Linked DNA regions of Homo sapiens: all the other regions are linked to region 1. Evidence: read pairs that join two places in POLR2A ChIA-PET (ENCODE). Cell type or tissue: MCF 10A. All regions are shown on one strand. Region 1 has its middle 28 kb from the start of LINC03055. Region 2 has its middle 50 kb from the start of RREB1. Region 3 overlaps LOC101928004 (a long non-coding RNA gene). Region 4 has its middle 21 kb from the start of LINC03055. Region 5 has its middle 57 kb from the start of RREB1. Region 6 overlaps LOC101928004 (a long non-coding RNA gene). Region 7 has its middle 30 kb from the start of LINC03055.

Region 1 (4,000 bases):
AGCATTTTAATTCCAATTTTATAAGGAAAAACAGAATTTCCTGAATAGAATGCCCCTGAACTCCTTTGAGCATGGAGCTCACCAAGGTTTAGGAAACTTGTTAAAAAAGCAAAACTAAGACAAAGAACGCCTCATTATTGTGGTCAGACTCCTCCCCTCCTGCATAGGATTCACTGGAACGTGAATTACAATCTATCAGTTTCACTGTTGTCTCCCCACCAAGAGCCTGCGTGTATAATAAACCCGTGGAGTACTCATACAAGGTGTGATGAGCAGAAGCGCACAAGATTATGTTTATGGGGCGCCTGGAGGACCCAGAGGCTGAGAGTTAGGGCAGCCTATAGGAGAAACAGTCTGTTCTCTCTCCGGTCTCATTTTGCATTTTGGAGTCATTAACCCAGACACTACATTATTTAACCACGTGAGACGGTCTTTCGGGTCTGATTTGAAATCTACAAAAATGAGGAAGCCAAGGGATGAAAATGCAAGGTCATGCTTTAAGCCTGTGTAACATTCAAGGGACTTTCTCCCTAGGAAAGAAAACAGTTGGGCTAGTACGCCCTTCAGATGCTCCAACGTTGAGTTTCCTTTTGTGAAGGATTTAAACCAGATTGTTGCTTTTACTTGAGTTGTGCTGATTATAAATACTTAAATTCCACGACGTATTTTAATTTTCAATGTGCACGATGTCCAGCAAGGAGAATTCTGTCCAACATTTTTTTCCCTGTCCAACACCTAAAGGCTATTCATACCAAGTCAGGCCGTAACTCCACAACTGCATTTCAGCATATCTCCTGTTTACCTTGTACAGTAGTATAGTAATCTGAAATAATTTATACTAGGTGCTTATCTATTATACTTTATACATAAAAAACAAAGACAATTTAGAGAAATAACTTACTACATATTTTGAACGAAACGCCCTGGGATGTGGTGGGGTAGAACAACAAAAATAAAAGAGAAATTTTTAAATCTGAAGGGAATTTTATCCTGAAATATAGATTTTTAGATAGATTCGAAGCAAAGAGGATAATGTGTCATGCTATCTTTTTTCTTTTGTCACAGCTATTTTTAATCTTGATTGGTTCAGAAGTTGAGGCATCCTGAAATTCTACTGGGTCCAGTCATAGCTGCATATACAATATACACCCTTCCCTTTGTTGGCTGTATGGGCATCTTTTTTCATTTCTTGATCTTTTCTCTAGTTGTTGCTTACAACACATCATAGTCAGACGATCAAGATTTATCCTCTCGGAATTTCTCTTAATAGTTCAACTGCTGGAGTCAGACAATTGAGTTCAAGTCTCACTTGCAAGCTCTGTGACCTTGAGCAAGTTCACCAGTCTTTCTAAATCTCATCTGTTAAATAGGCATAATAATGGTGCCAACTCACAGGGCTGGTGAGGATTAAAAGAGATTATTCACATAATGCCCTTAGCCCGGTGTCTGGCACTCAGTAAATTGTGACTGTATTTATCTCTCCTCTGCCAACCTCACCCTGCCTTCATACAGAGCCGTGCCTCCAGGGTGATCGGAAGCCTCAGCACCAGCATCCCCAGCAGCCTGTAAGAAATGCAAGTTTTCCATCCCACCTCGGACCCACACAGTCATCCCTGGGAGATCTATGTGTGGGACAAGTGTCAGAGGCACCCTACACTAGATTCTAGCTTCCTTCCACCTCCGGGTGGTTCTGCACACCAGCTCACACTTTGCTCTCAGGTCCTGCCCCACCTCATTCCTGGGAACAGTCCGGCTGCAGGTGTGGAAAGAGATGGAGGTAGATTCTGGGAAAGGGCTGTTGACTCAGTACTTCTGGATGGACCAAGGGCGTGGAGGGTATTTGGCCCATCCCTGCCTCAAGCACAGCCAGCAGAAAGGGGAACTGAAAGGAATTTCTGAGTATGCCTCAAGGAAGCCAGGGGAATTAAGCAAGCCCTTGGGGGAGGGGAAGGGCCTGAATCCCTGAATAAAGGTGAGGCAAGTCGGCTCTGGGATGCAAGCTTCCCAGTAAGGCTGCAACGGGATGCCCAGCTCCCTGATCAGCAGCTCTCCCTCTCCGTCACTCCACACCCTTCCGCCAGCCCCAGGGGACAGCGGCTGCATGTCCCAGCTGCACTGCCTGCTTTCCTCCACAGCTGTACCGGGAAGACAGTCCAGCCCCCACCCGTCACTCCTCTGACAAACGTTTGCCCTGGTCACCACGTATCTGGGTCATAACCAACAGATCTGCTTATTTGCCTCATATGGAAAGTTGTGAGCTCACTCAGGCCAGGATTTCAGTCATTCCTGCAACCACTATTTACCAAGTACACTGTGGCCAGGCTTCATCTGGGGGCCAGGATACAGCTGAGAACAAGGCAGACGAGGACCACAGCTAGCACCCCTTGTCCCGGCAGACTCATCCCACCAGCGGGGCTCGACTGATCCCCTTGCCTCTGCTCTCCCTCCCTAGGCTCCACCTACTCAGAAGTCCTCGGGCAGCATTTAAGGACACGAATCACCTGACTTCACTGCGGGGAAATCCTCTCACGGCATGACTTCCTGTCACAGTAGAATAGAACCCACGCTCCGACCCATGACCTACAGCTCTCAGCATGCTCACTCTAAGAGCTCTGCCAGCTTACAGCCCTCACGTCCTCATGGTGCCAGCAGCCTCCAAACCTGGTCCTGCGACACAGGATCTCTGTTGGTTCCTCATCCTGGGATGCTTTTCCCAGACCCTCCATGTCTAGCTCCTTCCTCCCATTATCTGACAGCTCTGTGGAATGCAACCCCACCCACCCATCATCACTATCTCCCATTCTGCCTTAGTTTCTTCCTTCGTTCTTCCTTTTCTTTTTGACAAGGTCTTGCTCTGTTGCCCAGGCTGGAGTTCAATAGTGCAATCATGGCTCACTGCAGCCTCAACCTCCTTGATCCTTGATCCTCCCATCTCAGCCTCCCAGGTAGCTGGGACCACAGGTGTAAGCCACCAAACCTGGCTAATTTTTGTTGTTGTTGTTTGCGTTTTTGAGAAAGGGTCTCACTCTGTTGCTCCCTGGGTTCAAGTGATTCTCCCATCTGAGCCTCCCGAGTATCTGGGACTATAGGCACGTGCCACTACGCCCGGCTAATTTTTGTTTTTGTTTTTGCTTTTGTTTTTGTTTGAGACTGAGTCTCACTCTGTTGCCCAGGCTGGAGTGTAGTGGTGCAATCTCCACTCACCGCAACCTCCACCTCCTGGGTTCAAGCGATTCTCCTGCCTCAGTCTCCCAAGTAGCTGGGATTACAGGCGCATGCCACTATGCCCGGCTAATTTTTGTATTTTTAGTAGAGATGGGGTTTTGCCATGTTGGCCAGGCTGGTCTTGAACTCCTGACCTCAGGTGATCCACCCACCTCAGCCTCCCAAAGTGCTAGGATTACAGGCATGAGCCACTGCACCCAGCCAGACTTGCTAATTTTTGTATTTTTTTTGTAGAGACGGAGTTTCACTATGTTGCCCAGGCTGGTCTTGAACTTCTGGGCCAAGTGATCTGCCAAAGTGCTGGGATTACATGTGTGAACCACCATGACTGGCCTGCCTTAGTTTTCTTAGTAGTATTTATCCCTGCCTAAAATTCTCTTCGATGACTATTGTCTTACACATGCATTTGTTTACTGATTTCTCTCCTTCCCTAGAACGTACAAGTTCCATGGAAGCAGAGACTTAGTTGGCTTGTTCACCACTCTATCTCCAATGCCTAGATGGTGGCTGGCACTCATGAGGAGCTCAATAAATATATGTTGAATGAATGGATGGAAAATGGTTGGATTTGGAGTTTATAGAATATCTCACTAAATTCTGGTCCTGAGGTCTTTTTTCTCCCACTCCCTCAGTAGAGGCACAGGCTTTTGAGATGGCCAGCAGGCTGCAAATGTGACTCCTTAGTCTCTAAGATTTGTTAGGGTGTCAATGATGGAAATCTAATGATACTTCCTGGCTCTAGTAGAAGTCCTTCAGGACGTCAGAAAATAGATTT
Region 2 (4,000 bases), 200 kb before region 1:
GGACCTGGTGGCTCACACCTGTAATCCCAGCACTTTGGGAGGCTGAGGCAGTTGAATCCTTTGAGGTCAGGTGTCTGAGACCAGTTTGGCCAACATGGTGAAACCCCATCTCTACTAAAAGTACAAAAATTAGCTGGGCATGGTGGCGGGCACCTGTAGTCCCAGCTACTCAGGTGGCTGAGGCAGGAGAATTGCTTGAACCTGGGAGGTGGAGGTTGCAGTGAGCCGAGATCACGCCACTGCACTCTAGCCTGGGCGACACAGCAAGACTCTGTCTCAAAAACAAACAACAACAAAACAAGATGCTAGCACTACTTCTGGCTTTTTTTTTTTTAAGACCTTGGCCTCCCAAAGTGCTGGCATTACAGGTGTGAGCCACCGCACCCAGTCTTTTTTTTTCGAGACGGAGTCTTGCTCTGTCACCCAGGCTGGAGTGCAGTGGTGCAATCTCAGCTCACTGCAACCTCCACTTACCGGGTTCAAGTGATTATCCTGCCTCAGCCTCCCCAGTAGCTGGGGTTACAGGTACACACCACCACTCCCGACTCATTTTTGTGTTTTTAGTAGAGATGGGTTTTCACCATGTTGGGCAGGCAGGTCTCGAACTCCTGACCTCGTCATCTGCCAGCCTTGGCCTCCCAAAGTGCTGGGATTACAGGCATGAGCCACTGCACCTGGCCTATTTCTGGCTTCTTAAAGCCATCTCAAGCACCAGATTGTCTTTTTCCTCTGTACTGATTAAAATTAGTTACTGTGAAAGGACAGACTCAGGCAAGCCTGTCCTACAAGAAAAACATTCTATGTGCCTTCTCTTAGGATAGAATACAAATGCTGTGTTTGCACATAAAACTATTTTCTTTCATGTATAGTTTTTTTTTAATAACTCTGGGTTTCATTTTCTGACATTTTTAGAATACTTCCTTATATTCTAAATGGATTTTTAAAAACCTAGATTCTCCCGCACAACAATGTGAATACACTTAACACTACTGAACTGTGTGCTTAAAAATGGTTCAGATGGTAAATTATTTTATTTTATTTTATTTTTTGAGATGGAGTCACGCTCTGTCGCCCAGGCTGGAGTACAGTGGCATGATCTTGTCTCACTGTGACCTCTGCTTCCCGGCTTCAAGCCATAATAATAAATTTTACATGTATACTTTCCCACAATTAAAAAAACCCCACTAGACTCTATCAACTTCCACTGTTTATTGGGTAGGGGTGGAGCAATAACAAAATGACCCACCCTTGGCTTCAACAGTTAGAGACTTAGAAAAATGGACAGCTTGAATTCTGTGTATGTGATGCTGGAGTCGGGTATGGGGTGTGGGGTGTGGTGTGATCCTACCCCTCAAACCCTCCACCATCAATTTTAAACATTCATTTCCGCCTGCTCATTCACCAGGCATGTAATAATATAGACAGGTGAATTCGTCTCTTTACAGCTTATAAACCAAATGGGAAAATGAAGAGCAAATGATAATTGTAGGCAGATCATCAGCATCAAACTAATTCAAAGCTGGCTGTGACAACGTGTGTAACTGCTGCTCCACAGGACAGACATTTGTCTTCTGACAATAAAGAAAGAAACATATACCTAGAGAGCCAGGTATTCCTTGAGAAAGGTGTTCATACTCATCACCTTTTAGAAATCCCCCTCCAAGTTTCTGACAATCCATCTATCTCTAAACTAGAAACATTTGTGGGTTTGGAGCCTGCAGCCTGCCTGGCCTTACCTCTGACTACTCAGCTCCCTTGAAGAGGATCAGCCAGCCTACTCCTGAGAGTACTGCCAAATACCACACCCTGGGTCTGTGTATCCAAAGGTACAGGAAGTGGTCTGTCCAATGCCTGGGTGATTGCATCATTCCAACAAGCTTCAATGTACAAAGTTTGAGTCACTCTCCACTCTCCACATAGCTCTTCAACCCAAATCTCCTTCCAGCCTAGCAGCAGGGCAGAGGACTTCTGACACATCCCTCCACTCTTTCAGACCAGTGCTAAATTTGGAAAGCAGCAGGTCATCTGGATAAAAACAACTTTGAGCACCACTATCAATGACCGTCCATCATATACAAAAGCAAAAGGACAGGTTGAAACGAACTCATAAAAAGTTTGAGCTCTTTCTCTCCCTGGGAGAGACATAGGAGGTCTCACGGGAAGGTCTCAGGCTCTACAACAAACTAGCTAAGAAACTGGTTCCCCAAAATGATCCATACCGGAGTGACCTGTAAAGCTTATTAAAAATACAGACTGGCTGGGCACGGTGGCTCATGCCCATAATCCTGGCACTTTGGGAGGCCCAGGCGGGTGGATCACTTGAGGTCAAGAGACGGAGACCAGCCTGGCCAACGTGGCGAAACCTTGTCTCTACTAAATATACAAAACTTAGCTGGGCATGGTGGCACGCGCCTGTAGTCCCAGCTACTCGGGAGGCTGAGGCAGGAGAATCACTTGAACCCAGGAGGTGGAGGTTGCAGTGAGCCGAGATCGCGCCACTGCACTCCAGTCTGGTGATAGAGCGAGACTCTGTCTCAAAAAAAAAAAAAAAAAAAAAATGGACTGCTGGCCCAGGAGATTCTGGTGCAACAACTATGTGGTGCGGCCTCTTAATCTGATGAGGCAGGTTAGGGAGCCGCTGGGTTAAAGCACTTGGTTGGAACAGTGCTGAGTCAGCGTATCGGTTCTAACTAAAGCCAAGGAATGACTAACTTACACTCTATGAGGAAGGAGGACAATCTGCAAAATTACATATATATGTAATTTTATTAATACATTTACATTTATTAATGTTAATTTATATATAAATATATATTAAAAAATTTTTTTTGACAGAGTCTCATTCTGTCACCCAGGTCTGGTCTCGAACTCGTGGCCTCAACTGATCCATCCGCCTCAGTCTCCCAAAGTGCTGGGATTACAAGCATATCACTGCTCCCGGCCTGCAAAATTATATTTTGAGGCAAGTTCTAATTGTGAATGTTCCCTAAAACTAGTCCTTTGCCACCAAATTCAAATTTAGGTGCTCATTCACACGTGTGAATGATAATCACCTCTATATAGATGACTCACAGCTCTAGTTTCAGCCCTGACCCATCGATTGCCCCTAACTCACCTAAACCCAGCTACCCCTCCTAGCCTTAAATGCAAATCAACCCTTCAACCTACCTTGAACACTGGCTTCCTGTTCTCATTTCTGTTGATAGTCCCACCTCTCAAGGTCTCTCTGGATTTAAATCCTCTGTCATCTTGGACTCTTCAATCTCCTGCCTTCCACATCTAAACACTATAAAATGATGACAATTTTTCTTTCATAACAACTCACAAAGCATTGTGTTCCAAGCAATTCCCATTGATACTATCCTTGTCCAGGTCCCCTTGGTTCCCTGCAATAGCCATTCATGGCCCCTAAACTCCCACTCCAATCGGACCTATAAGATTAACTTTCCCCAAATCCAACTTTGACCATGTATTTCCCCTGCTCAAAATCCTTTCATAATTCCCTATTACCTGCATATAAGGGCCTAACACTATAATCTATCATTAAATGACAGATTTCATACATGATCCATCTCTTCTAGCAAAGCTGACCTATTCAAATTCCCCAAAGGTGTCGTGCAAATTGCTGCCTCTTGGCTTATCTCACTAGGCTTATGCCACTAGGAATGCCTCTCTCTCACTAGGTATAAAATCATGTACAGCCTTTAAGGCCTAAGTTCAAGTCCTACCATCTCCCTTTGAAGCACTTCCTGATGGCTGCCACCTAACAGCCACCCTCCCAGAACACACCCAGCACCCCGCAACATCTGAACCTTTCTTCCTTCCCCTCTCCCTTCCCTCGTTCCCTCTGCGTTCTACTTTTGACAAAGCTAAACTTGGTTCCTAGTACTCCACACAGTCCTCTTGGCCCAGCCTGCTTTGCTCTCTGGCCTTTCTGGAAGTTCCTGGGCACTTTTTGTCTGACACTTCATTGACAGTCACTCATACAGTGGCTTCCCGG
Region 3 (4,000 bases), 110 kb after region 1:
TCTGGGAAGTCTGCTGGGTGTGCTGGGCCGGCTCCTGGACAAGCTGAAGCCGAGGACTGCAGCAACTCTTCCCATCATCACCCTGGCTGCTGTGGGGAAGCTGGCAGTTTTCTGGAAGACTGCTTGCTTGGAATGCTTAGCATCCTCCCAGGCTTCTGACTCTCCACTGGGGATGCAGAAGGTCTGCATTGCAGTTTAATCCACTACTGAGAATTCCTGTGCTTCTAGAAACCATCCTCTCACCTCCGAGGGACTCCATCTTGTCAGCTGCCCAGAGGAGACAAAACGGAACACTGCCCCATGGCTCAGTGCTTTGCACAGTTGTCAGCTCCTTGGCTGGCAAGCATCAGATTGATTAAAAGGAGGTTTTCTCAGACATAATCCTGCCCACTAGCCAGCCAAACATGTATGCAAAATGAATGGCAGTACTGGGAGGGGCTCTGTCCAGCCACCCTGGACATGGGTGTGAGTGTGCATGTGGGGTGTGGGTGTGTGCATTGTGAAAGTAAAAAGGGTGTGGGGTACAGAAAGAAATGGTCTTGTTTTCGATTCTATCATCGTTTTACGACCTCTGGCTCCATTTCCTCCTCTGGAGTTAAGGGAGCGAACTGTCGCCAGCCAGTCCCAGCCCTGTGATCTCTGCGCTGGTTTGTGTAGGCGGCTCCAGAGACACAGATGCAAGACTTGCGTGTCTCAAACTTGAAAAGGAACAAATTGCTGGGGGAGGGGGAGGGGGAGGGGAAAGGGTGTGGCTGCCTGCACACCCATCTGCCCCTCCTGAAACACTGCCACCCTTGAATGCATATCCAGGAGCTCCTTGGAATCTCAAAATACATCACGTATATTAGGATTTAGCTCCCTGCTCCCCACTGCACACTCACACCCTGCTGCACTGTGAGGATGGGCAGGCTGGTGTCACTCTCATTTTAAAAAACGTGGGTTTGTTCAGCGGCATGGGCTCTGAGGAGACCCTTGGGATGTGTGGATACCAGCTTTGGTAAAACCAGTGAGCAGGTGGCTGGAGGGACACTGTGGCCCCTCCTCTGGGCAGTACAAAGGCCTCCTCCCAGGCCCAGCTCCAGAACCAGGCTCTGTGCCTTGTCTACCTGCTGCCTGGCCTCAGGCCTTCCTCCTCCTCTGAGGGCCCTGGCATCCTAGAAGGCTGGGCTGCCTCTTCTGCCTGCCCTCCTGCTCCCTGTTCAGGCTTCCTACAAACACCTTCTCAACTCCAGAGGCTGCAATTAGCATTTTACAGCAGACAATCCAAGGCTAACACAGATAATGTCATGGACAGCACTGCTTTTATTCCCCTCTGGGATTAATGTCCTATGAATAAACATTCCACAAAGCCTATATTCATAGAAACGCTTATGATGTGGAATTGGAGCCAAATGGTGCCTATGGACAGCCTGGGACAAGGGAGCGTGGAGAGAAGGTGGGCTCAGGGGGAGAGGGGAAGCTGGGGGCTGCTTGCTCAGTGATTTGGAAGCTGCTGCATTGGTACAGTGCCATCAGTCTTCGTAGGCAGGACTTCAGACCAGGCAGGACAGGAGACCAAGCAGGGAGCTCAGGGAACCATGTCAGTCTCCACAGTGGAGTCTGGACTCCGGAGCTCTCGCCACGGTGTCCCACAAGCAACAGAAGAGACTCGGGGGTGGCAGGGTGAGGGAAGTAACACCTATGAGCTGATCCGTTCAGCGGAGAACTGGAGGTGGGCTCATTTGATATTGCGATTGCTCAACATCAAATCCCTTCAGGAGCTGCCATGTGCTTGCTTGACTGATTACATTTTTGTTTTTGAAAATAAAAAAATCTGTAGTATAGACAGCAAAATGTTAAAGCTGATGAGTGGGTACTTGGGCCTTTGATCTATTATTTCTGCATATTTCTACGTATTTAAATTATTTCATAATTTTATATATATATATATATATATATTTATTTATTTAAAAAGGAGGAACTGGATATTCTTTATTTCATTTGGCAGAAGCTGTTTTGGGAAGTCCGTCTTACCCATGCACTTTCCCTTCCCACCTGCTTTGTGAAGGTTCCAGACAGGGCCAGGAACACTGCGTTCCTTGACCGGCAAGGTTTTGTATCCCTGCTCCCCCCTCCCCCTGCACCTCTGCAGAGGAGCAGCACAATTCCAGCTTTGGCATACCCGGGAACCCCGGTGCTGGCCTCGCTGCACCCTCACAGCTCAGCTAATTCCAAGACGTGCAGGCAGCGCACTGCCTCTGTCTCTGCTGTAAACAACCAGCATGAATCATCGCGGAAGTCAGTAGTCATCTCTCCCCCGTTTGCAAAGACTGGGGAACTGCAGCATCACAGGGTGACCCGCTGGAAGCCACAGAGGGAAGATAACCTGGAGGGAAAACTAGAGCTGAAAAGCTGCAGCTGGGATTGAAGGCTGGAGGCTGGAGCAGTGAGCCCTTCTGTTCTGAGTAGGGCTGGGCTCTCCCAGCAAAGGGCCTGTGTCACCAGCAGCGACCGCTCAGGGGAGCCTTGGTCGCTGAATGGCTCTTTGGGTGGTGTGGTCTCCCTCTGGCCAGACCTACAGAGTGGCCCTCCAGCACCCAGCCTTGCTGAGTCCCTGCAGGCCTGCTCTGAGGGAAGGGGCTGATAGTTCAGACGTTCAGAGAAGGTGCCTGGTGGCTCCGGAACTGGTAAGACTATGTTCCAATGCTCGCAGCTGCTAGGAGTTACCAGGAGGACGTGATCAGGAGAAGCACTTGGCTTGAGCAGAAGGCATGGTTTCTAGGAGACTGGAATTGTTTCTTGGACCCCACCTCTACTTCTGTCTTTCCTGGACATTTTGCATCCAGAGTATGCTCTTATAATGTGACCATCATTTTGCTAAACTGTTTGGAATAAATTATACCCGGAATAAAATCTAAGTGCCTAGGGTCCTCTCAGAGAGTTCCCTTGGGTCTGATTTTATGAGAAACCACTTGCTATAGCCTCAGAAGCAGTTAAGACCCCCCAAATATTTTCAAACCAGTGTAAGTGGCTTGGATTTTTAAAAAGTGCTCCTTTTACAGAGAAATTGTAATTTTGTTGTTGAATTATACATTTTTAAGTCAAGACTTGAAGTATAGTTACTACATCATCATATATAAAATGTTTTCTTTGGGTATGGCTGCTGCAGCCCTTAGAAACCAACGTCATCACTGAGAGTGTCACAGACTTTAACAGTCCAGCCTTCTGTTCCGCCAGGGCACTTGAGGATCTGTTCTATTTGCTGCTTTAAAATAACAGCCCTCCCTTATTCTGAGGAGAGGCAAGGATCCATCGGCCTGGACTATTTATCAGTGGTTTCTGAAGACAGGAGAATGTTTATTTTGTGAGAACATTTGTCCTACCTTAATTTGCAAGGGACTTAAAAAGTAGCCACCATGAAACACAATAGTAAATATTTGATTCTTGTGAAACAGGTTAATGTTTGTGATGGAATTTCTTCTACATCAGAGCACCTTAAAAATCATTTTCCAATGGTCCCAATTTTTGTGTTTTCAGAGCCCTTGGACAGGAGGCGTTGCAGGTGCCGGGCATTGGAGGGACCTCACGCTCCGCGTTTCCTTCCCTAGCAGAGCTCAAACGACCTGCTGCCGCATCGGGCATTGTTCTCTCCCTCCTCACCCAGAGGAAAGTCCCCATGGCCCATTTTCTGAGCTGTGCTTTTCCACTCTTTCGTAATCTATTATTGTGACCTTGAGATGCAGAGAGAGAAGGCTTTGGCAGGACGCACTGCCTTTGGAACCAGAGCTGCTGCTATCTGTGCCCTGGACCACATGCTCCATGGCCATGGCCGTGCCAGTCCTACTGGTTCCTCTGCAACCGCCACCCAAGTCAGCGCCTGCAGGAGCGTGGACACTGAGAGGACTGGGACAGCGAGGAAAGTGTGCTTACAGAAGGGCCGTGTGTGTGTGTGTGTGTGTGTGTGTGTGTGTGTGTGTTAGAGATGCACAGAGGTACAGACACAGGAAAGAAAGAGACCAAG
Region 4 (4,000 bases), 50 kb before region 1:
ACTACAGGTGCATACCACCATGCCCGGCTAATTGTTTCTTTTTTTTTTTCCTTTGGTAGAGATGGGGTTTTGCCATGTTGCCCAGGCTGGTCTTGAACTCCTGGGCTTAAGCGATCCTCCCACCTCAGCCTCCCAAAGTGCTGGGATTACCAGTGTGAGCCACCTTGCCCGGCCCAAAGACCTTTTATAAAAGCTGAAAATACAGCTTGCAGCCCTGCACTGTGCTTTTCTCAAACTACTGTAGAATTGGTATGATATTTCAATGTACTGTACAGGAAGAGCCAAGGAAATCATGAGAATTCTTTTCTCTAACCTCCTATGATAATTATTTTATATATATCTGCAAAGCTGCCTGGATGTATCCTACCAAGTCAAACCCAGAACCGGACAGCTCATCACAGGACATCCAAGTACAACATACTGTTCTCCCAGAATGAATGTTCTACCAAACAGTTAATCATTCTTTTATTCCAACTCAGGAAAGGGAAGAGAGATGAAGGAAACTGGGGGGAGGAGCAGAACTTACTTTTTCTAATATATCAAGGGTAAATCTTAAAGAGACATGCCTATAACCTATTCCAACAAAGACATCCTAACAAATACCTTGACATTAAAGCAAACCAAAAAAGGATTATAACCTAATATAGCACAGTGGGTAGGCCATGGTCTGTCAGCTTTGGCACTGTGGCCATTTGAGGCTGTGTGATTCTTTGTGGGGGTGCTGGTGTGGGATGCTTATAGCATCTCTGGCCTCAGCCCACTGGATGCCAGTAGTATCTCCTCAGTCGTGACAACCCAGTGTCCTTAGACATTGCCAAAGTCACCCTCGGTCAAGATCAACTGGATTAGACTAAAGAATTAAAGAATGGGCTGGCTGGATTCACATCCCAGCTCTGCCACTGACCAGCTCTATGATCTTGAAAAAGTCTCTTAGTCTCTCTTAAGCTTGATTTCTTCATCTGTAAAGATGGGGATACCTGGCAGGATTACTATAGGATTAAGTACTTTAATATGCATCATTTAGTACATAGCAAGTGTTCATTACCTACTATTTTGGGCATGATCGTGATGTCCTCTCACCTGAGGTAAAATATTGGAACCAATAAACTAGAATGACTCATTGATAAGAAGATTAAAGACACACACCACATCTTACATTATCACATGGGGAAAAATTCTGCTGTAGTGAACAAAAGCATTGGTTTGCCCTACATTCACGCCCAGCTGAAAGAAAAGCACTACACACATCGGATTAGCAGAGAAGCTCTGCAAATTCTGAAGGACTCAAACAGCCTTAATAGGGGTGCTGGACTTAACCATGGAAATCTGGAAAACAACAGGGCACAGTGTATACAGCGAAAAAAAGAACAGAGGGCCTTTTAGAAGAGCAGCAAGCCTAAAACGAAATCCTCCCTTGCTGTAAAAAACCCTGCTGTCTCACTTAAGTGCCTCACTTACAAAGTCCCTGCAAGATCTGAAGTGACTGGCCATCTTTGCTGAAGAATACCGGGTCTCCTCCTGGAAGCTCTGACTTTCATAGGATCCTTGAGGACAGAAGCAGAAGCATCATAGCGTTCTTTAAGACGTTGACCCAAGAGCTCTGGCAGAGCCTGGGGCTGGGGAGTGCTGTGGAATAGAGTTGAAATTGATGGAAGAGCCCTCAGCTTTTGGTTGATTTCATTATGGATGCATAGATCAAGCAAGATGTGAACTTTAAATTGATTGCAACACGTTGTGTTAGCAGTGTGTTCTCTGGTTATTTAATTTCTGTCTGATCTTATCTTAGGTTTCCCAAGATGCTTCTGAAGGTTTTCATGTGCACAGCCTAAATTACACTATCTTTTCTCGTGCCAATATTCCATGTTCCCAGAACGTGTGTAGATGGGGGAAAGTTTCATATAGCACAAATTAGTACTTCTGGGGCCTCTCCCTTGCCTGTAGCAAATTCCTTAGGGATTGAAAGAAAAAAGTCTCTATCAAGTTCTTCTTGTGGTTTTTTGTTTGTTTGTTTTTGTTTTGTTTTGTTTTTGGTATATCTTTAATGGACACAATCATCCCAAGGCCTTGTTTTATGTTTACATATTACTCATCTATTTATTCATTTTACATTTCATTTTATCTTGCATTTAGGTCTTCAAATTTCAATGTCAACTTGAGTGTTATCAGGGTTTTTTTTATGTCAAAAGGCTCAGAAATACAGATGTATAGCTTTACCCAGGTCTTTTTTTTTTTTTTTTTTCCCCCCTCTGAACACACTGTTATTGGTCAGGATCCTGGCCAAAAAAAAAAAAAAAAAAAAAAAAAGACAGTTGAACTGGAAAGACTATTAATGAAGCACTTTGAGCAGAGTTAAGGGAACGAGCCTGGAGTGGTGAGGCACCCGGAACCAGGAATAGTGAGAAGCTCTAATCCCCATGCCCAATGTGGGGGGTGAGGACAGAATTGTCAGCGTCTGATAAGAAATGAGCCTCCAGCAGGAGGGCAGCCGCCTGGTGACATAGCCACCAGCAGTCCCTGGAGAACCACAAGGGAGCAGGGGGAATAATCGCTCTTACTTCTCTCCTCTCTCACTTTTTGATTTCCTGATAGTGCTTCCAGTTGGCCAATCTGGATGGTCCAGTCCAGAGAGTTTAGCCTCCCTGACCCAGAGAAGGGCAGAGAATGATGTTTATTTGTCTATTTCCCACACTGCACTGATTCACAGAGAATAGATCTCGAATGAGGCAGGGATAAGGCACAAACAGAATAACCAACATCAACCTCTTCTTCATTCCTGGATGTTGAAATTCTCATTAGGCTATCAATAGATGAGCAATTCTCAGTAGATTATCAGTGGTGATGGTGTGTGACAATGCATGCCAGCTCTATTCTTGTGATGAAATCCATGTTATGCATTTGTTGGAAATATGTATGTATTTTTTTTTTCAGTTTAGGAAACTTCTCTTTCTTCTGCTTGATTAGCCTTGTGTCTCTGTACAGAATGGATGGCTATCTTAGAAGCCTTAATGCCCGTAAACGAGAATGTGTTAGAAATGGTCATTCTTAATCTCCATCCCAGAGCTACTGAACCAGGAACTCTGAGGCTGGGGCCCATATATTGGTGGCAACGAGCCCCCCAGGTGACTCTGACACATGCTCAAGTTTGAGAAGCACTGGACTAGGTACCGCACATAACTTCTCTGATGTTTCTCACTCCACTTTCTTTTCCAGGTGTTGCTGTGGCAACCAGCAGCACATAGGTGTAGCTGGGTAAACCTTACCTCAGCTACACGTTGTATCTATTTTCTGCCCTTGGGCTGCTTTACTCCCACAGTGGGGGGTAACTGGGGGGCCTGCTCAGCTGTTCCGAGCTTGGGCAAACCTGGAAAGGCTGAGGAGTGAATTAACAGCCCAGGGCAGTCCTGGACCCATGGAGGATGGGAGCCAGGGGATAGATCGCTCCCCATGCTCCTGGGATGGAGGTGCATTCTAAGTGGCTCCTCAGAGGGACCCAGTCAGGGATGGGTGCAGTGGTTCATGCCTATAATCCCAGCACTTTGGGAGGCCAAAGTGGGAGGATCGCCTGAGGCTAGGAGTTTGAGACCATCCTGGGCAACATAGTGAGACCCCATCTCTACAACTGTGGTGTGTGCCTGTAATCCCAGCTACTCAGAAGGCTGAGGCAGGGGGATCACTGGAGCCCAGGAGTTCGAGGCTGCAGTGAGCTGTGATTGTACCACTGCACTCCAGGCTGAGTGACAGAACAAGACCTTGCCTCTAAAAAAAAAACAAAGAGGGCCACAGTGGGACTGAGCCCCATTTACCCGAAGCACTGACCTGTGCAGGAATACCCTTTCAGATTGTCTTTCCCTTTTTCAAGTTCCTTCATTTTTGTTTCCTGGGATTACTTCCCAAAATAAACTTACTTCACGCAAAACCCTTGTTTCAGGCTTTATTTCTTGGGGTGAAAACCAAGCTAAGAGAAATGTTCATTCCCTAGCCTTTATCAATATTTTGCTAA
Region 5 (4,000 bases), 190 kb before region 1:
CTCACCTAGAACACTCACTGCATCATTGCATCCAAGCCAAACTCGGTTACTGAGGCAACCAAGTTTTCCTTCCCAAAGGGTCACAGGGAAACACATCCCTCGGGATCCCCTGGTAACCGTCCACCGATAATGCTGGGGAACCACAACAGCAAATGACTCGCTTTCCAAGGCTGGAGCTGGCCGCCTCGGTCGGCCACAGCGGGGGTGTGCGTGGGGGGTATGCAGCATCCAGTTACATTCCTGACCCACTTTCGCGTCCCCTCCCTCCCCCTCCTCTTCCTCCTCCTCCCAGACAGGCCGCGAGGGCGCCAGCGCTCCGAGGAGCCATCCGCGAGCACTCCCCAGACAGCTGCCGGCTGGGTGCACCCGGCGTCGGGCACTACGGGGGGGACGCCGAGGGAGCCTGCCCCCGCCCCCACCCCCACCCCCGGCTTCCCTGCGCGCTCCCTCCTCGGTCACATGGACCCGCGAGCACCTGTTGGCAACCTCAGCCCCAAGCCGAGCCCCCCGCCGCCCCCTCTCCACCCTCACAGCAAAATTCCTTGCGGGAGGGAATGGGAAGACCGCCCAGTTCCCGTTCTGCAAACCCCGCTTTGCTAGGAGGGCGCAGGGGCCGGCGGGCGACGCCTGCACAGCTGCTCAGCTTAGGAAAGTGCAAAAGCGCCGCAGGCAAGCGGCGACTCGGTAGAGGGGATCCTAACCACCCCCTCCACGCATCACCCGCCTCCCCCGAGGCGGAGCGGGGAGATGGGGTGCGCCCGCCCCCAGCCCAACTCCGCTGGAAACCTGGGCTCCTCGCGGGCGCAGGGTGGGGATGCTGTGGAGTCCCGGCCGGGGCCGCAGGGGCGAGGGCAGGTAGCGGGTGGTGACGGGTGGGTGTGCGTTCCGGGTAGCCCAGTGCAGGAAGGGGGAGGGAAGCTGCCGTCGCAGCTGCAACTTCTGAGCGTGCAGAGCAACTCAGCAACTTTGCCTGCCCGGCGCGCCCCTCCCCCGCGCCACCGGGCCGGGCCGGGGGCTGCGCGGCGCCTTGCGGGCAGACTGGAGGTGCGGCCCAGTGGGGAAGGGACTGGGCTGGGGCTGCGGAAGTGGCACAGCCTCTCGGGGGACAGGAGTTGGGGGGCGCACCCACGCGCCCCGAGGCTTGAAAAATACGCCCGGGCCCCGCGCCGCGCACGCACCCCGCAGCCCCACACCAGCCAGGCCCTCGACTGCCGCTGGGCTCCGCGCGAGGAAGGGGGCGGAAGGATGGCGGCGGAACCATGGAAACTGTGCTCGGTGGATAAATAAGGAGAGGGCCGCGCTAGGCCGTCCCGGGCTGCCAGCATCTCGGAAGGCGGATGCAGCGCCCGGGGGAAGCGCGGCCCAGTTCGCACAAGTTGTTCTTCCCGAGCCGCCGCAGGGCTGCTGCCCTACCGCCCGGCTCCGCGCCGCAGCCGCCCTCGGGGGACGCCGCCTGGAGAGGCAGGCCCCAGCCTGGAAGGAGGCCGCCGGCGGGGGCTACGAGGTGTGGGGCAGAGGAGAGTGTGAAGGTGACCCCGGGGTCATCAGGTGTTTGTTCCGGGTCTTAAGGACCGCGCAAAGCCCTGCCGGTCTCGCTAGTCCCAGGTGCGCGTCCCGGAAGGTGAATTCATGTAGTTCAGACATTCTGAAGCTTCAGTGGGGCTAAATCCAGAAGTACAGGGAACCTGGGACGGCCTGGGATGGTACCCCATGTCCCCGAAGTTCTGCCCACACCCCTTCAGGGCGGCTCCCGGGAGTCGGATTGGCAACAGGGAAGCAGGATGTAAACTGGGAGGCTCTGGCCAGGCCCGGGCGCTCAACCGCACCCATTCCCTGCAAGCAAACTTAGCCTCCAACCTTCCTCCCCAGAGCTCTTCATCTGACTCACTGCCGAGTTACTGATGCTCTCCGGCCAAGCCTATTGCCTGTAAAGCTAGAGATTTCAATGGTGGTGTTATGAAGTTGAGTCACTTCAGGGTGTGGGGATCTTCAGACGCAAAGGGGTTATTTCAAGCGAAAGTAAACTACCTGCGCGGAGAAGCCTGGCAACCAGCTGAACGATTTAATTACATGCCATCTTAATTTAAAGAGATTTGCATGTTCATGAGGCCAGCTGGACAGTTACATTGTGATGTGTACCTGGAAATTACTTTTTAACTGGATAAGGTCAATTTATTTCACACCACGAACGGGTGAACAGTATTTCTCTTTTTTTGGATTCAACATTTTTGGTTCTTTTACTTCTTTTTCTCTTTTCTCTAATCCCACGACATTATTTTCTTTTACTTCTTAATGAAAAAAAAAATAACCTTCTACCCTTTTCCTCTGAAATAATTATGAAAGTCTAGGCTAGAGCGTAGTTTTCCAGAATACCATTCCAAAGAACTAAATCTTCAATATGGCCTTAAGTTATATTTGAAAAAAGGGCTCTGTGGTCATATATCACAACACATTTATTCCCAGATATACACAGTTTTGAATGTTAACATCTCTGATGTCTTCTATTTGGTGCCATCTTAGCATTGGGTCATAGTTTAATTGGCTATGATTTTCTTTCTTAGTGGTCCATAAAATAAGGAAGTTTGAGAAATGCTGAGTTAAGCAAGTTAAATCAAGTATATTTGTTACACAAGAAATAAATACAGCAGTGTAAGGCCTTTCAGAATCTTTGATGTGCTAAGGTGTTTGTGAATCACCACGAAGAGTTTATAATATGAAAACTTTCCTAAGTATGTTTGTTCAGTCACCGTTTTTGTTTTTTGTTTTTTGGTTTTTTTTGGTGAGGATTTTGCCCAGGGCTAGTGTTCCTTCTGGGTACTGCTGCTCTGCTGCTCTAGGAATTGTGCCAGATTTGAACAGGGTTGAGAGAAGTGTTCACGTTTCAAAATGGTGTCATTAGGAATCATCAACTGATAAACTAAATTTTAGTATAATTACCAAAAAGAGAAAGACCATTTGAGGAAACATTCAGAGGCAGACCTGTTCACATTTGGCTGTAGTGGAAACTGAATCAGGACCATCTTTAGAGAACTGGTTCCAGTGAACATTTAGTATGTCGGAAAATTCATGCATCTGATATATCTAATCCATGTTACACTACCTCCTGCATTATTTTAATTTGTAGGAGTCAATAAAAATGTCTTATTTAAAGTAGACTGGCACTAAGCCACTCCCCAATTACTTACAAAAAGTCCCCCAAAACATTGTTATAGAAAAATAAGAAAGGGTGGTGAGCACATGAAAGTGTACTCTAGGCTGGGCGCGGTGGCTCATGCCTGTAATCCCAGCACTTTGGGAGGCCAAAGCGGGAGGATCACCTGAGGTCAGGAGTTGGAGACCAGCGTGACCAGCGTGGAGAAACCCCATCTCTACTAAAAATACAAAAAATTAGCTGGCCGTGATGGCGCATGCCTGTAATCCCAGCTACTCGGGGGGCTGAGGCAGGAGAATCGTTTGAACCTGGGAGGTGGAGGTTGCGGTGAGCCAAAATCCCACCATTGCACTCCAACCTGGGCAATAAGAGTGAAACTCCATCTCAAAAAAAAAAAAAAAGAGCAGGAGGCATGTACAATTTTCCAAAGACAAATGAAATTGGAGATAGAAGGCCAGATGTGATGGTTCACACATGTAACCCCAGCCTTTTGGGAGGCCAAAGCAGGAGGATCTCTTGAGGTCAGGATGAGACCAGCCTGGGGCAACAACGAAAAAATCCATCTCTACAAAAAACTTAAAACAAAAAATTAGCTGAGCATGTTGTCATGTGCCTGTGGTCCCAGCTACTCAGGAGGCTGAGGTGGGAGGATTGCTTAAGCCCAGAAGTTTGAAGCTGCAGTGAGCTGTGATTGCACCACTGCGCTCCAGCCTGAGTGACAGAGTGAGACCTTGTCTCTGGAAAAAAAAAAAAAAAAAAATTGAGCATAGGAAAGAAAAATCTACCTCACTAATCCCTTACTAAAGGTAAGAAGTAAAGCAGAGATTTTTATAAGCAAATAAAATATCC
Region 6 (4,000 bases), 76 kb after region 1:
CTTGGTGAAGAGATGAGCATTCACAACTAGCTTGGTTCTCTACCAATGGTCAAAATGGTTGATTTTGCTACTGAATGAGAGACATCAATTTTCTTGAGATTCAACTATCTTTTGTGCCACTTCTGTGTAATGCCAACTAGTCATTTGGTGAGTTTATTTAGATAAAGAATCAGATTTTGAAGCAAACTTGTTTCCTCTGTGACCAAAAAAAGGGCATTTTAAGCCTGCAAATAAAACTTAAAATGCTTTATTTCTATAAATAAATAAATAAACTGAGCAAATAAAAAAATACAACACATGGAACATAAAAACTCCAGTAACAATTGGACCAGGTCACCCTTAGTGTAAATGTCAACATTCTTTTTCAAATTGTTATTTAATTATTTGTTATTCTATATTTTATTTATTTGACAGCCAAAGCTTCCCTCCCAGAGGAGGATGTTCCTTTGCCTTTGTCCAGAGCCCTTCAGGAGAAGCAGAGGAATTGCTCAGAGATGAGCTGGGATTGCTTGGGGGGCACAAGGAGATAGCGATGCCCATCATCATTGTAATAGTTAGGATTGGCTCTCAGGCATGGTGCCGAACACTTTACCTGGATTCTTTAATTTAATTCACCCGACATGAGATAGGTGTACTGACTGTCCCCATTTTGCCAATGAAAAAACTGAGGTAGAGTGAGGTTAAACCACTTGCCTAGTTCAGTGTCAGGACTGACTCTCGGCAGCCTGACCCCAGGGCCTTGACACTGACCAAGGTTGCAGTGTTGTCTGCTCCTGGAAGTTCTCACTGACCAGTTTGCAAAGTGGGATTGCTTTTTCTTTTTCTCCTTCCTTCCTTCCTTCCTTTCTTTCTTTTTTTGAGATGGAGTTTCGCTCTTGTTGCCCAGGCTGGAGTGCAATGTCGTGATCTCAGCTCACTGCAACCTCTGCCTCCCAGGTTCAAGTGATTCTCCTGCCTCACCCTCCCTAGTAGCCGGGATTACAGGCATGTGCCACCATGCCTGGCTAATTTTGTACTTTTAGTAGAGACAGGGTTTCTCCATGTTGGTCAGGCTGATCTTGAACTCCCAACCTGGCTAATTTTTGTACTTTTGTAGAGACAGGGTTTCACCATGTTGGCCAGGCTGGTCTTGAACTCCGGACCTCAAGATGCAAGAGATGACACAGGTTTGGTGTTTTGTTTGTTTAATGACAAAAGAGAAGAGCAAAAGAGAATATGGTTGAAAGGACAGGAATAGAACTTTCAAACAGAATTTTCGATCCCTAACACAAAGAATGGTATTCCAAATCTGAACACTCTAAAAGAGAGAATAATGCCATTCCCCTTCGTTATTAGAAATAATATTATTATGTCTATTAGGAAAAAAAATCACACAATTTTAATGTGCATCAGAAGCATCAGGCTGATTTTTTCCCCTCTGGATTTTATTTTTAAAGTCAGAATTGGTTTCCTGCCCTTCAAGTGCTCCACTGCTGATACCAATAGTGAGATTGTGTAATTGGCAATAAATTTCCTACATGAAGAGCTTCTGGCCAGCTCCTTTTGAAAGCTTAGAATGTTTTGCTTAGTTGGGCTTTTCTGTCCCTGCAAAGTTAGTCTCCTGCAAATTTGTGTCCACTTCTGCAGGAGGGAATTGGAAGGCTGAGGAGAAATTTGTTGGTGATGAAGTAGCACAAGACAAGGCACAAAAGATGGGGTGGGGGAGTCCAGGAGGCTGGGAGGCAGGCATAGGGTAAAATTGTTGAAAAGAGACACTATAGTTCTTTATTTAAAAAAATAAAAATAAAAAAGCATCTGAAGAATTTGCCAATTCAGCATTTATCTAGCATTTGCTTCTCTGGGGCAGTGATTCCAAATTCCCAGCCTGTCAGGAGCTGGAGCACCCTTTGCAACTGTTTGCTTGATCATAGGATTCTCTTTTCTCCCTCTTCTTAGAAATAATGCATCCATTAAAATAAAACTAAAGTGAATTTAAGATTTCATTGTTTTGAAATACATATTTTAAAAATACAAGGTTTGAAAAACACTCCCCCTGAAATAACTCTAGTCCTTTCTAGGGAGTCGTGAAACTGTAGCTTGTGGAGAGTAGCCTTCCTTCAGGCTTTCATAAAGACCTGGTGACTCAGCACTGGCGGACTTCCCAGGAGTCAGTTCCCACCTTGGGGAATAATTTTCCATTCCTGGGGGAGTCCCTCCGGGAGACACCTCCTCTGCTTCTTCAAGTCAGAGAAGTGTTCTGCCCTGCCCTCCCCCAGCCTCCTGCCAGGTTCCTGCTGCCAGCCTCATGCTGTGCTGTGTATTATAGAATTTCTAGACTTACTGCTCCTGCTTAATTGTCAACTCTTTGCCAGAGAGTTTGTGCTTGCCCCTTGTGTGTGTTGGAGTAAACTTTAATTTCTGTTTTGGAGGCTAGGGCTCTTGACTGTCATAAGTCTAATCAGAATGCCACAGAATCAGGCCGAGCACGGTAGCTCACGCCTATAATCCCAACACTTTGGGAGGCCAAGGCAGGCAGATCATCCGAGGTCAGGAGTTCAAGACCAGCCTAGCCAATATGGTGAGACCTTGTCTCTACTAAAAATACACAAATTAGCCGGGCATGGTGGTGCACACCTGTAGTCCCAGCTACTTGGGAGGCTGAGGCAGGAGAATAGCTTGAACCCGGGAGGCCGAGGTTGCAGTGAGCCGAGACTGAGCCACTGCACTCCAGCCTGGGCAACAGAGAACAAAGTTTTCAATATTGGGATGTCTTTTAAAAGACATGTATTTTGAGATAAACTGAAGTGATTTAAATATATGAGTCGATAACAAATCTTCACATTCTGCACATGTATCCCAGAACTTAAAGTATAATAAAAAAATAAATATATGAGTCCATGGGAAATACTTTTTGATGCAGGCATTCACCAAATTCTTCACGGAGACACACATAATGTCCTAAAATCTGAAAGAAAACAGTTTACCTGAGACAATGCATAGGTTGAACTGGTCAGCAAAGTGTCCACTTGTATCTTTCAAAGAAACTTGTTTCTGAAGAGCGGAGCAAGTACTGCTTTGAAAGAAGCAACGATTTGGAACTGAGAGTTCTGGATGAATGCCTATTGTTGAGTGTGCTGGATAAACGAGCCCTGTACAAAGAGGTCCAGGTACGCTGAGCGGGCACAGCATCTTTCTTGTCGCATGTAAGTCCGCTGTCCAAATACCCGATCTGGGGTGCGACTGTACACATCCTCCTGATTTGTTAGCTCTTTCTTGGCTAAGGTCAGAGATGAAGTTCAGAACAAAATTTAGATACCCGGACACACTGAAATGCATTTCTTTTTTTGCTAATGAAGCAGGCTTGTGCAGAAGACCCTCTTTAGTCATTGCTTCAGGCCAGCATTTCCTTAAAGGGTTCATGACTCTGGAAAAGTTGAATATAAATAGGGGAAGCCCTCAGCAAAGCTTTCAGAATTGTTTTCCCTGTTTCCAGCTTTCTACTCCTTGTTCTCTGTGTCTTCCCTCAACCCTCCTTTCTCTTCTTCCCAGTCATCCATTAGGCATTTTACAACTGATGGGCTGTTCATGTAATGATTGCTACCCTAAAGGATCATCAATGGGGCCAAGCCATTGGGCGGATTGTTGAGGCACAGGGGACCCACATGTGCCAATCTCTCCAGAGTTGTTTGCTAATTGCATGGGATAAAAGCACCTTCATGATGGAGAGATCCGATGGTCACCACTTGGCTGAAATGGTCAAACTTGGCAGCACTCATCATGACACTACCCAACTTTGTGGGCCTCCTGATGGGCTGCAGCATAAAGCACACAGTCTCACTCAGGGCATGCTCTTGCCCAAACATTCATTCTGAATCTCATCAAGCCTCTAGACCTATCCTTCAAGTTACTGGAAATACGGGGGCAGGCTAAGGACAAGCTACACAGTAGGATGAGGAAGCAAACCGACACATCAAGAATAGGGGAAATTTTACAAGAAGACTGTCCTGGACTCAGGAAGAAA
Region 7 (4,000 bases), 59 kb before region 1:
TTTGCATATTTGTTTATCAGTTTTACTGGATTATGGGCTTCATTATTTCATTTAACCTACTTTCTCATTGTGTCTGGCATTTAATAGGTGCCTAATAAAATTCTATTGATTACAAATGGGTAATTTAACTTCTCCACTTCCCCAGACTGACTACAAGCTTCTGGGGCAGCCAATCTGCTTTTCCTCTGTCTTTTCTCCATAGAACTCAGCTCAGTGACTGTCACATAGTAGATGCTTAATAAATGTTGAAAGTGGTAATGTAAGAAAGTGACTGAATAAAGCAGCAATGCAGTATTTGCTAGACAATATTCCAAGTTGAGGGGTGAAGTGGGAGAAAGATGGTAACAATGTTAATTTTAGGGATGGAGAACCTGCAGGAAAAAGGACATCTTGTGGGCATGACTCTAGGCTGTGTAGTTTGCTACTCATTTCACTTCTGTGGCCACTCCCCCCGGATCTCATCTCAGGTAATGCCAGTGCACTCTGTCGACAAGGCCACGTTCCCCACTGACTCACCTCACAGAAGCCTTTGGGTCTTAGGAGAGCCAAAGATTCTCGCCAACTGAGCACCTCCACCAGGTGGAACGTGGGCAAATGGGAGAATAACCTTAATGATCCTTGTCGCCCCCAGAAGGTCAGGGCTTGTTTATTACCTGAGTCCTAAGGCCCTTGCTGTTTCTGCCCTGCTGGAGATCACAGTGGACCCCAGCTCAGTCCAGCTTCCCACCAGGGCAGCAGGCCCTATGTGACCAACACAGAGTCTTCATTAGAAAGTGTGGGTTTCTATTTTTCAGTTTTTCATTTTTGGAACCCGGCTCACTTGCTCTGTAACATTTAACAGTTTCTGTTGCTGTGTTCCAGGCATTTTGCTAGGGGCTGGCACCCAGTGATGGGTCCAGTGAATGCAGTCCCTGGTCTCAGGGGCTCTCAGGCCAGGAGGGGAGGCTGCAGACGCTCACACATTGGCCCACACTGGACTAGCACGCAGGTGGGGTGCTCTGCAGGGGAGGTGGGACCAAGCACACAGTGCACAAACGAGGGGCCTAGGGAGGCCTGGGAAGTGACTTGGCCCCCAGGGCCTTCTGTCTGGACTGATGACTCAGGGCAGCCAGGCCGGAGAGACAGGGCAGGCCACTGAGAACGAATCAAGTAAGAGGCTAATGGAGGCAACAGTACAGGGAATAGGAAAGAACTTCCAGAGTGTTCTTTTCTCTGCCCACGTGGCAAGGTGAAACTTATGGCTAGGTAGACTTCTACTCTGTTATACCAAGTGCTGCCTGCCTCCTTCTGCTTTCCTTCCTCCCAAAAGTTTAACTCTGTCTCCATTTTCTCTCCATGAGCACAGGCATGTGGAAGTGTGGCATCACACACACACACCCACACCCACACACCCACACCCACACACACCCACACACACACACACACACACACACACACACAGCCGTGGTCTCTACTCCAGCTGTCAGAATGTCTGATTTTTGGGAGGGGTGGACTCACCTTTCCTCTGCCTTATCACCTCCAGCTAGTGAGGTTTTGTTCCTACTGAAACAGTAGAGAACAAAGAGAAAGAGGCTAGGGGAAACTCAGAGCTCCAGCAAACAGAAGGGATGGAGAAAGTTCAGCTGCTTTGTCGTGGTTGTTATGCAACCACTTTGCTAGCCCTTACCTGGAAAAGAAAAAGTGGAATTGTATTTTTGGACTGCTAGAGCTGGTATAAAGAGTGAAACTATCGTAAACGGTAAAATGATAATATCAATTTCCTTATTTTACGGATTTCATAACTCAGGCAGAAGAGGAGTTAAATTGTAATAGTGCAAGGAAGTAGCAGAGCAAAAGTCACTGTCTGTTTCTTGGAACGATTTCTGCCTAACCAGTGATCATTTCTCAAGCCCTCTGAAAGCATGCCAAAAGCTGTCTGCAAAAGTAGCAACGGCCGAGCAGCCAGTACGGGGTGTTCTTGTCTTTGGGTGAAATGCTGAGCAGTTTTTGCAGTTTTCTCTTTAACTGGCTTTTTATTTGCTTTCATTTTAAGCAGTGCCTTCGTGTGGAAAGTGCACTGAACTAAGACTCAGAATATCTGAGTTCTAGTTCTACCCGGCCACAGCAAACTACCTGCCTTCTGGAGGCTGGGATTTCTCACCCATGAAAGCAGAAACAATCCAATTAGAGCTCTTTCATGGTCCATCCTAATTCAGGGGGCCAGGGTTTGGCAAACTACTGCCCACAGGCGGGGCAATCTGGCCACCGCCTGTTTATGTACTGTTCACAAGCTAAGAGTGGTTTTACATTTTTTCAATGTCTAAAAGAATCAAAGGAGAATAGTATTCCATGATACATAAAATGATATGACTTCAAATATCAGGATCTATAAATAAAGTTTTATTAGAACACTGATCTACTCACTCATTTGCATATGGTCTGGGGCTGCTTTCCCAGGGCAATGGCAGAGCTGTGTAGTTGCCATAGAGACCGTATGGCCAGCAGAGTTCACTCTCTACCTGATCCTTTAGAGAAAAGCTGTCCCTGTTGGCCACAGTACAACCTACTATCTTATTTTCTGCATTTATGAAAATAATAAAACCTCATTGAGTTACTGTAAGAATGAAATGAAATAATGGATGTGAAAGAATTGTGACCAAGCTAAAAGCATAAATACTCATCAGATGCACCTCAAATGAATTGAGGTGCATATTTATTATGCACCCAATATGATGCATAGATACCCAGCTACTAGGTGTTGCTAGCTGGAGGAGAAACAAGCCCTTACTAATAATATGCACAAAAACTAATGATATTTTTATTCAGCAGTGTTGAAAACATACAGGATAGGATTGCAGAGGTGGGAAATTATGTGTGCGTCTGGAAGGGAAAATAACAAGAACTTATTTGTCAGATTGGTGTAATTCTAAGTGAATTTTTAAATGTCTCCGTTAAACTACTGTTATAATTCTGTTTAAAAATAAATAAGAGTTTAGTGGGATATGATGGTGCAGGCCTGTAGTCCCAGCTACTCGGGAGGCTCAGGTGTGAGGACCTCTTGAGCCCAGGAGATGGAGGTTGCAGTGAGCAGAGATTGTGCCACTGCACTCCAGCCTGGGCGACAGAGAGAATCCCTGTCTCAAATAAATAAATAAATAAATAAATAAATAAATAAATAAATAGATAAATAAATAAATAAATGCAAAAGGAAAGTACCTGCCCCCCAAACTTGTTTCAATACTAATGTTTTAAAAAGGCTTTTTATTTCCAAAGTGAATGCTGAACTGCAAGGGGTAAGGTCTAATTGTCTGTATATTCCATCCTCAATTGTCTGCAGGCAGCACTGTGTCTCAAACACTTGAAAGATTTATATTGAAATATTAGAAACAAAATACACTTTTAGAAGAATTACAATAGCTGAGATCTATGGTTTTTGTTACAATAATATTGGAATAACCTGTCACCAATTAGACAGCTCATCTTTTACATATGTGTTTAACAAGAAAAGCAAAATTCCCCTTGTTAAAATTAACTTATTCAGAAAGTTGCAGGGGTTGGGGTGGGAGAGTGAACATTTAAAATGGGATTGAGTCAATTTCAGGGTTGGCAAAATGCAGAGGGATTGAATTTTCCCATGAGAGATTCAGAGGTTACATGTGCCAAAGAATAATCTAGAAACAGCAGAGCTTGGGGTTTTGCATCTTGTTCTGATAGTGACTGTCTAGAAAGCTTCCAGATCAACTCAGTTTGTCTCCCTCTGGTATCTTAACTAGTAAAAATGATGTTCTTGGCTGGGTGCAGTGACTCACACCTGTAATCCCAGCACTTTGGGAGGCCAAGGTGGGAGGATTGCTTGAACCCAGGAGTTTGAGGCCATCCTGGGCAACGAGCGAGACCCACGTCTCTACAGGAATAATTTAAAAACACTAGCCAAACGTGGTGGTGCGTGCCTGTGGTCCCAGCTACTTGGGAGTCTGAGGTGGGAGGATTGCTTGAACCCAGGAGTTTTAAGACCAGCCTG

The links. ChIA-PET counts read pairs that join two places held together with the same protein. Peaks named below come from ENCODE experiments on the same cell type or tissue, not always from the same donor. Only the 100,000 strongest peaks of a DNase experiment are listed, where the experiment ranks them.
Region 2: POLR2A ChIA-PET joins it to region 1 with 18 read pairs; 3 of 35 experiments call an interaction of 5 or more read pairs at or near these places.
Region 3: POLR2A ChIA-PET joins it to region 1 with 19 read pairs; 4 of 35 experiments call an interaction of 5 or more read pairs at or near these places.
Region 4: POLR2A ChIA-PET joins it to region 1 with 15 read pairs; 7 of 35 experiments call an interaction of 5 or more read pairs at or near these places.
Region 5: POLR2A ChIA-PET joins it to region 1 with 10 read pairs; 3 of 35 experiments call an interaction of 5 or more read pairs at or near these places.
Region 6: POLR2A ChIA-PET joins it to region 1 with 10 read pairs; 6 of 35 experiments call an interaction of 5 or more read pairs at or near these places.
Region 7: POLR2A ChIA-PET joins it to region 1 with 30 read pairs; 5 of 35 experiments call an interaction of 5 or more read pairs at or near these places.

What each region holds. Positions count from the first base shown.
Region 1 is chr6:6,855,221-6,859,220 of GRCh38, reverse strand. No RefSeq gene overlaps it. Among named protein-coding and RNA genes, the nearest start is that of LINC03055, 28 kb to the left of the region's middle. RefSeq lists an enhancer at 1,366-2,565. In MCF 10A, no CTCF peak of the experiment used is centred here; DNase peaks (open chromatin) are centred at 1,890 and 2,510.
Region 2 is chr6:7,056,440-7,060,439 of GRCh38, reverse strand. No RefSeq gene overlaps it. Among named protein-coding and RNA genes, the nearest start is that of RREB1, 50 kb to the left of the region's middle. In MCF 10A, no CTCF peak of the experiment used is centred here; DNase peaks (open chromatin) are centred at 1,849 and 2,659.
Region 3 is chr6:6,748,440-6,752,439 of GRCh38, reverse strand. The region is part of intron 2 of LOC101928004 (a long non-coding RNA gene); the gene reads left to right. It overlaps LOC105374901 (a long non-coding RNA gene), which reads left to right. Exons shown (of 2, transcript NR_187807.1): 2 at 1-534. Among named protein-coding and RNA genes, the nearest start is that of LY86-AS1, 130 kb to the right of the region's middle. RefSeq lists enhancers at 573-1,190, 1,811-2,428. In MCF 10A, no CTCF peak of the experiment used is centred here; a DNase peak (open chromatin) is centred at 2,239.
Region 4 is chr6:6,904,763-6,908,762 of GRCh38, reverse strand. No RefSeq gene overlaps it. Among named protein-coding and RNA genes, the nearest start is that of LINC03055, 21 kb to the right of the region's middle. In MCF 10A, no CTCF peak of the experiment used is centred here; no DNase peak of the experiment used is centred here.
Region 5 is chr6:7,048,881-7,052,880 of GRCh38, reverse strand. No RefSeq gene overlaps it. Among named protein-coding and RNA genes, the nearest start is that of RREB1, 57 kb to the left of the region's middle. RefSeq lists silencers at 643-1,092, 1,123-1,242 and an enhancer at 1,074-1,575. In MCF 10A, no CTCF peak of the experiment used is centred here; a DNase peak (open chromatin) is centred at 1,900.
Region 6 is chr6:6,779,556-6,783,555 of GRCh38, reverse strand. All of the region lies in intron 2 of LOC101928004 (a long non-coding RNA gene), which reads left to right. Among named protein-coding and RNA genes, the nearest start is that of LINC03055, 100 kb to the left of the region's middle. In MCF 10A, no CTCF peak of the experiment used is centred here; a DNase peak (open chromatin) is centred at 2,145.
Region 7 is chr6:6,913,839-6,917,838 of GRCh38, reverse strand. No RefSeq gene overlaps it. Among named protein-coding and RNA genes, the nearest start is that of LINC03055, 30 kb to the right of the region's middle. In MCF 10A, no CTCF peak of the experiment used is centred here; a DNase peak (open chromatin) is centred at 1,898.